Linked DNA regions of Homo sapiens: region 2 is linked to region 1. Evidence: read pairs that join two places in POLR2A ChIA-PET (ENCODE). Cell type or tissue: B cell. All regions are shown on one strand. Each heading gives the region's core, and the rest is flanking DNA. Links, peaks and the distances in the headings are about the cores only.

Evidence for each region. ChIA-PET counts read pairs that join two places held together with the same protein. Peaks named below come from ENCODE experiments on the same cell type or tissue, not always from the same donor. Only the 100,000 strongest peaks of a DNase experiment are listed, where the experiment ranks them.
Region 2: POLR2A ChIA-PET joins it to region 1 with 6 read pairs; 2 of 35 experiments call an interaction of 5 or more read pairs at or near these places.

The regions. Positions count from the first base shown.
Region 1 is chr3:122,246,291-122,250,690 of GRCh38, reverse strand. All of the region lies in intron 1 of CASR (calcium sensing receptor), which reads right to left. Among named protein-coding and RNA genes, the nearest start is that of CASR, 65 kb to the right of the region's middle. In B cell, for the core only: no CTCF peak of the experiment used is centred there; a DNase peak (open chromatin) is centred at 2,610; H3K4me3 peaks cover 370 bases; H3K27ac peaks cover 458 bases.
Region 2 is chr3:122,150,683-122,155,082 of GRCh38, reverse strand. No RefSeq gene overlaps it. Among named protein-coding and RNA genes, the nearest start is that of CASR, 31 kb to the left of the region's middle. In B cell, for the core only: no CTCF peak of the experiment used is centred there; no DNase peak of the experiment used is centred there.

The DNA.
Region 1 (4,400 bases), core at 288-4,287:
CCAGGCATTGTGCCAGATCCCTTAAACATTCCATGTATTTTGAACTTCACAACAATTTTGTAATGAGGGTAATACCAAGTCCACTTTCTAGATAGGGAAATAGATTCTTTGTATATTCAGCTTACTCGAGTGAGCAGTTTTGGCACTTGTCTTAAGAATGCCTTAAGAACTCAGAATTTTAAGGAGTCCCATGGACTGAATTAGATGGGAGAGAGAACATTATAACTGGCTAGGGTTAGTCACTGAGACCTGTTAAATTTTTCCTGTGAAATATTAACTACTTGGAGTTTATTAACTTAATTAGTTCATTCAACAGAAAATTAATGGCAATAAGGAATAGAGGAAGGAGAGATTTGGGGTCAATTTGTAGCAGTTAACTCTCTCAGTCTAACATATTCTTCAAACCACCCTTTTGAGTTCAGTTGTCAGGGTCGAATTTGCTTCCAAAGCTGAGGGTCATTCTAGATCCTCCATCTCCCTGTCCTCCAACATCCAGTCTCCTGGTCCTGTGATTCTGCCATTGCTTCCCACTCTGCCTTCTCCTACACACTCCTGTGGCCAGTGCCTTCGTCCAGCTCCCATCACCTTCCACCTTCCATGTTGTAAAAGCTTTATTTTCTTTGTACTTGACTCCTGGTTGCCCCTTATCCCTTCTCCCCGCTTCCTCTATTCTGCTGCACGGAGGTGGATATGACAGCTAGAGACCATCTTGAACAAGGAGCTACAACCTAGGAAATGATGGTGCCATGAGCTAAGCTTTTCATAGAGCAGAACCTTAATATTGAACTATTCCTGGACTTTTGCCTGACAGAGAAAAAAGGCTTCTGGCTGGTTTAAACCACTGTTATTATATATATTTTTTCTTACTGTAGTTATCTCCAACAGTATCTAGCAAAGAATCACAAATAAACTCATTTGTTCTCCTTACTATACATTTATTCCATTTAAATCATATATAATCATGTTTGCCTTCCTGCAAATGAGTGTTACAAACAAAGCTGAAGCTAGTATTTGTTCTTTCTCTCAATGGCAGATACATCTTGGAAGAAGAAATGATCCGTGCACCAGGTGGTTTTATGTTTAGAAGGTTCTTGACATCAGGAGGAGTGTTTCAGTACGGACAGATAATGGCTTGTTAGGCTTTTCAGCCAAGGATCGGAGATGAGGGCAGACCAGTCAATGGGTTCCATGGGTTCATGAAGTTATAAATTCGTGCAATGATTTACTCATTCAAAAAACATTTATTGAGCTCTCTATGTGCTAGATACCAGGGAGTGCAAGACACTAGGGAAAGAAAGTTGAAATTTTTGCCTTCAAGGTGCTCAAGGTTTAAAAAGAGACAGAAAGGCGCATTATAAGGACGGTGATCTAAATGTTATAAAGAGGCATGGTTTAAGTGTTGAGGGAGCACAGAGCAAATAGTGATATTCTCTGGTGATTGCTGGGAAAGAGAATTAAGTCAAGGTGGGGACCAGAAACTTCATGAGGCCAAGGCCTGTCTCTTTTCTTCACCATTGTTGCCTAGCACCCAGCACAGCACCTGGCACAAATGATTCACAAATATTCGTTGAACAAATGTATGAAGTGTACACAGTAAAGACCAGAGGCTGGTTGGGCAATTCCTGGACAGGACAAGGAAGGGGTCACCCCACGAGACTGATGGTTCCTGTAGGCAGAGGCTTCTCCATGATCATAGCTGCATCCTCAGCATCAAACAAAGAACCTGGTACTAAATGGATGCTCTAAAAATGTCTGTTGAACTTGTTGTCCAAAGAGTAGCTACGTGGCTAATCCAAGTTCCGGAGTCAAAACAAGTTAACAGAGGATAGCAAAACAACGTCAGGAGTGAACACTGCCACATTTCAATTTTCTTCCAAATAAAAACCACCCCTACTCTCACCTCTTGGCCTCAACATTTCTGGAAATTGTGAATCTCTAGAGCAAAATGATTTTGCTCACATTTCAAATAGAGAAAACCCAGGCGCAGACCTTCTGAACATAAAATCACTCAGTAAATTAAAGGCACAGCAAGCTCAAAAGCTACTATTTTTGAATTCCTAGATGGCAAAAAAAAAAAAAAAATTCTAGGTTGCCTAGAAAAAAGAGAATTATAAGACCAAATTTGATTTCCAATAGAATTTATCTCCATAACGTGAGTACACTGCTATGTCTCTGGTTTATTGTACTGTAATCTTTACTCTCTTTCGTCACAATGATCATAAAGATACTAACAGTAGGGTCTGAAGCCACTATTGCAGAAAGGTGAAATGTGTATGTTTTAATGAGGGTGAACAGGAAAAATAAACCTGAAAAAGTTTAATCAATAATCACCAAACTCACGTGCCTGGCTGTAGTTGCAGCTTCCTTTACCTCTTGCTGAAGAGACATCCACAATATGGGTTTCTATACACAGCTGGTGCACATTTGCCAAAGAATTAGGGACTCTTACCTGCCATCACCAATACGGCCATCCCTAGTTCTATATCAGACTTCATTCCTTCTGTACCAAAGCAAGGCACATGTTGTTTTAAAATGAGGGCCCTCTTTCGGCACTGGGGGAAACACAAATTGCCCGGTCACCCTTGGCTGCCTCCCGCAAGCCCAAGCCCGGCTTCTGCTGTCTGCCTGCCAGCTGCACATGGTCTTGCCCTCCATCTCCCTGACAACAGGTGTGACTTTTGGGGAGTCCATGCCTCATTTAGTTCTGGTAATGGCTTAATTGAGTTGGAAAAATGCAAAGACAGGAGCGTAATGAAAAGCAGCTGAGCTGGGTGGGTTCTTGTGAGTCATTGGAAAAAGCTATCAGGGAAGGGAGGGAAAAGGATGAACAAGAGTGGTGAGGAGCAGCACAGGGCACAGAGCAAAGTGGGGAAACAGAAGCCTAGACAAAGCAAAGAAAGGCTGTAAATAGAGGAAGCTGACATTCATTAATGCTGCATCCTGAGCTCCTTGAAGACAGGGCCAGGTCTGTCCCATCCGCGGCCTGGAACATGGAGGGGCTCCATGATGATGGTTGAGTGGGTGCATACTTGTGTGTACTGCCGGCAACATAACAAACTCTGTGTCCACATAGGACTGAGTGAGTTGCTGGCGACATAGCCCACAGGAAGTTAAGAAACTTCTTGTCCTGAACTGTTTCCTTTATGCCTTAAGTCAGCTCTGCTGACGGATGTATGAACACCAACAGAGTTAATGAAATGGTTCATTTGAAAAGCGAAGATATGCAACTCATGTTTTTATAAAGAAAAATGCCAGAGCCTCAAGTCCTACATAAAAGAAACATTTCTGTGGAATAACATCCTGGCGTTGCCTCTCCAAATCATAAGGAACCCTGACTACCCAGGGTGGCATTTTTCAGTATGATGTCCCAAGATGTGTCACCAGGAAGTGTTCTGGGGTAAAACAAGTTTGGGAACTAATGTACACTCTGCCACAGGAGCACATATGCCTCCTTAAAGGCTCTGAGAAGTCCTGCAATAAAGATTATTGCTTATTTTGGTATGGGACACTTTTTTTCTTCCCTGAAGGACACTTTTCATGATGCCGTGAAACATGGGCTTGGAAGGGCTGACTGAGTGGAAAGCATAAAGTCTGTAATCTGAGATTCTCGCATTTGTTTAGGTGTATCTTTGAATGGGGAGATATGTCTGCCCCTCAATGGGCATAGCAGTTTTTGTAATCCCAGGTATGAAATTCCAAAGGGTATTATTGGAAAGAAGGACTCAGGTGGGGTGGGTGACTGCTGATGTAACTTTGAAGTCATTCTCTGGTCAGGCATATGTTTCTGTTCTCCGCTACTCCTGAGGGATGGGTTTCTATTGTACATAGAAAGTTGTACACTGAGCCTTTCCCCATCCACTTGCAACTCTCCTGACCTCACACAGTGTCTTTGTCTGAGGACCACTGGGGACATGTGGTGGTGTGCTTGTAGTCTGGCTTCTAAAAGAAAAACAAGACCTGACTTGTGGTGTATGCTAAATATTCCCACCATGGTCAGTTTCAAGCTACCAATGGTTTAACAACATATTTGTAAAAAATCTGAATATTTAACCATCGGCTCTCAAGCGCCGATAGAAGCCTGTTCTAGCACATCGTGGGGACATCTTTCTAAGCACATGGAAATTCTGGTTTTCTTTGGAAAACCTGGCCAAAATTATTTTATAGGCATTACAAATCTTCTCTCTTCTCCTGTTTCCTTCTTTGAGTGTTAGGAAGCTGTAAGCCAAGTTTGTGGCTCCGCTGTAGCTAAAATAGAAACCAAAAGCATGCATTTTAGTGTTCTAACATTACGTGTGCATTATTTTAAATTCTTGCACATATTTTACCCTGATTTCCTCAACACATTAAACCTTTCATTTTTATTAACAGCAACAGGGATATAAACACGAAAACAAACCAAT
Region 2 (4,400 bases), core at 275-4,274, 96 kb after region 1:
TTATGCTATTCCTTTGGAGGTTTCATATTTCCTTGCTTTTTTGTGTTTCTTATATTCTTACATTGATATCTGCACATCTGGTAACAGTCTCCAGATACCTTCCTGTGTAACAGTTGCTTCTTCCAGTTTTCTGAGTTTGCTTTCAGAGGGAAGGGCATTTTTCTTTCTTGTTTGAGACAGAGTCTCACTCTGTCACCCAGGCTGGAGTGCAGTGGCCTGATCTCGGGTCACTGCAAGCTCTGGGAAGGACATTTTTCTAAAGATGTATCTATAGTGTTGGTTGGGTAGGGTGCTTTGGCTTTGATTGTGGGTACATGTGGTAGTCTAGCCTCTGTGTGATTTCTTCAGCTGTAAACAAGGTCAGTGGTATCTACGATTTCCTCTTTGGCTTAGGGTGTGGTTCTTAGTGGAGGTTGTGATGAAGTTTTGCTGGGGACTGGAATGCCATGGCCAGTCCTTTAGCCCCATTGTTGGCAGCAGCAGTCTGAGCATGCCTGTCTTTGGGCACCAGAGCAGCATGTACTCACGCTAGTGTTGGTAAGTCCAGATGGGTTGATTCTTGGACCTCCAGGTGCCTTGCTTGGGTGCCAGGAGTGGCAGCAGTAGTTTGGGTGGTTAGGTAGGTTCTTGGGGCCCCTGGGCAGCAGGAAGTGTGGGTTATGGCAGTAGCAATGGTGGGACAACCCTCTGGGACCCAAGTGTTCTTGGTCCATGTTAAGGTGTGACTGGCTAAGTGGGCCAGTCCCCAGGCCTGCAGGTGGCACATGGGGGTGGGTGCCAGCTGTGGTTGTCATAGCAGTTAGGGTAGGCCTGACTTCAGAACCTGGGAGGAATGCTCAAGTACCAATGGTAGTGGACAGGGCTGGGCAATTCCCAGGCACCTGAATGGCATGCTTGAGTATTTAGGGGATGAAGCTGGGCTGGGCAGACCTGTCCTGAGGCCTCCTACTGGTGCATGCAGGAGCTTGCTCTGCTATGCTGTGGCAGGGTGATCTCCTAGGCACCAGTGGAATGGTTAGGTTGTGGCAGCAGTAGCTATACTGCAGCCCTGCTACTAGGGAGTACAGGATTGCTTTCAGTGAGAACAGCTATAGGCAGCCAGCCGGGGGGCACACACTTTACTTACACTTCAGCCTCACAGCAGCCTGCAGCTGCAGAAATTGTGGATTGTGGAATTTGTCCTTGGGGCATGTGAAGATGCTTGGCCACTCCTTTCCTGGGGGTGTGGGGTTGCTGCCAATGGCTCCTGACTCAACCCTGGCAGTAGTGGCTACAGATAGAAAATGTCAACTGGGCTCCAAAGATGTGGAGATGCAAGGGCTGTTGGTCCCCAGGGCAGGAAGCATTCTAATAGATATTGGGCTCCAAAAATGATGCCATGCTACAGCTGCTTAGTACTCAGGGGTTTGTAGGCCTCAGCATGAGCTCCCTCTCTGGAGTAATGCCATTGCAGTCTCCAGACAGCTCCCTGTGTTAGTCTCAGGTCCTGTATGGGTTGAGGTGCTCTCTTGTGGTTAGACTTGTTGGAGTCCACGGTGGGAGTTTGGGCCACTAGGGTCTCTTACTGACCCTTCACGGCATTAGGGAGCCTCTCCAGGCTTCCAGTTGATCCTGGCTGAGTAGGCCGCTGCACTTTCCTCTTCTTCCTTGGATTTGGTGCTTCCCATCAATTCTCTGTTGAATTCCAGTGCTTTCTCCTAAACAAAGTATTCAAAGTGTGATTATCCACTCACCATTTTGGTTTTTCTCCATGGAAGAGGTAAGTAACAGATGCATCTAGTCAGCCATCTTGAGCCCCTTCCTTTTGCACTAACCACTCCTATTCAACATTATTCTGGAGGTTGTAGCAAGGGCAGTTAGGCAAGAAAAGAAATAAAAAGAATTCCAATTGGAAAGAAAAAAATAAAACAATCTCCATGGCATGATCTTATGTATACAAAATTCTAATAAATACAAAAAAATTAGAACAAATAAATGAGTTTATCAAGGTTGCAGAATACACAATCAATATACAAAAACCAAGTGACTTATGTACACAAAAATCAATCTGAAAATGAAGTTAAATTTTGATTTACGATAGTATCAAAAAGTGAATTACTTAGCAATAAATTGAACAAAACAAGTGCAAGACTTGTATTCTAAAAATGACAAAACATACATGAAAGAAATTAAAGAAACCTGAAATAAGTAAAAAGACAATTCCTGCTCATGAATCAGAAGAGTTAATATTGTTAATATGGCAACACTTCCCAAATTGATCTGCAGATTCAATTCAATCCCTATCAGAAACCCAGCTGAGTTCATTTAGAAATTGAAGAACTGATTAGAAAATTCTTATGAAGTTGCAAGGCACTCAGAATAGTCAAAACAATATTGAAAAAAAAAGAACAAATTTGAGAACTCACACTTCTTGATTTCAAAACTTACTACAAAGATATAGTCATCAAGATTATGTAGTACTGGCATAAGGACAGATACATAGATCAATGAAGTAGAATGGAGAGTTCATAAATAAACCTATGCATCTATGATCAACTGATTTTTGACATGGGTACCAAGACCACTCAAGGGGCAGGGGAAGAATCATCTTTTCAATGCATGATACTGGGAAAACAGGATGGCCATATACAAAAAAAAAAAAAAAAGATAGACCCCCCACCTCATTCCATATACAAAAATAAATAAATGTAGGTTATAGACATAAATATAAGAGCTAGAACTACAAAGCTCTCAGAAGAAAACAGAAGTAAATAGTCAACAGGCACCTGAAAAGATGCTCAACATCATTAGTCATTTGGGAAATAAAAATTAAAACTACAATGAGAAATAACTTCATAGTCACTGAGATGGCTGTAATTAAAACAAGAAGTCTTAGTGAAGGTGTGGAGAAATTGGGATCCTCATAAATTGTTGGCGGGAATATGAAATAGTATACCCACTTTGCAAGTTTGGAAAATTTAGCAGTTCCTCAAAATGTTATAGAGTTATCATACGACCCATTACTTCCAGGTATATATAGGAATAGATTTAAGTATGTATATCTATGTCCTACATATATACCCAACAGAATTAAAAACATGGCTAAGAAAAACTTGTACACAAATATTCATAGCAGTATTATTCATAATAACCTAAAAGCAGAAACAACCCAATGTCCATCAACTGAAGAATGGATAAACAAAATGTGACAGTCATAAAATGAAATATTATTTTGCCATAAAAGTAAGTTAAGTTTTAGTAATATTCTACAGCATAGATAAACATTGAAATAATTATGTTAAGTGAAAGAAGCCAGACATAAATGGCCACATGTATGAATCATGCATAGCAGTATGACTTCATTTATATGAAATCTCCAGGATAGGCAAATTCATAGAGACAGGAAATAGATTAGTAGTTGCCAGAGGCTAGGGCAAGGAGGAAATGGGGAATGATTGCTAATAGATACGTGGTTTCCCTTTGGAGTGATTAAAATCTTCTGGAATTAGATAGCAGTGATCAATGCACATCCCTGTGAATATACTAAATACCATTGAATTATACATTTTTTTAAAAGCGAACTTTATGGTATGTGAATTGTATCCTAATAAAGCTATTATTAAAAATTTAATCAAGATAAGGTGAAAAATTTGAAGATATCAATAAAAATAGAAGAAACAGAAAAGTAGTCCAATAAATCAATAAATGGAGAGTAATGTGATTTTCTTCATAGAAAGATTTAGTATTATAAAGTTACAAAAGCATAATGTGTTCACAAATTAATAGGTAAATTCAGTGTAATCTCAATGAAAATTAATAACTTTGAAAAATGATCCCCTTCAAAATGATTCTAAAGTTCATCTGGAACAATAAATGGACAAGAATAACCAATAAAATTTTGAAACAAGAAAAATAAGAGTAGCTTGCTTCACCAGAACAAAACCTATTATGAAGTTAATGACTAGAGAGTAGAAAACTGGATCCAAGAAGACTATAATTATTTCATGATAAATGAACAATTGCTAAAGTTTTGGGACAAAATCATACCTCACAACATATGCAAAGCTAAATTCCATATAAATTAAATAAATACAAAAAACAAGACTATTAGAACAAAACATTGGAGAATATTTTTATAACCTTGGGATGGTTAAAACCCTCCTAAACTAGATTAAAAACAGGTGTAAAATGGGAAAAACAGATGTATCTAAATATATACAAATTAAAATTTTCTGTCCAATAAAAGGCACTAGAATAAACAAAGAAAATGCGGGAAATATTTGCAATGTACATAATAGGCAATATATTTCGGTAAGAGACCACTTCTTTTCTTTTTCTTTTTCTTTTTTTTTTTTTTTTTTGAGATGGAATTTCGCTCTTGGCACCGAGGCTGGAGTGCAATGGCGTGATCTCGGCTCACC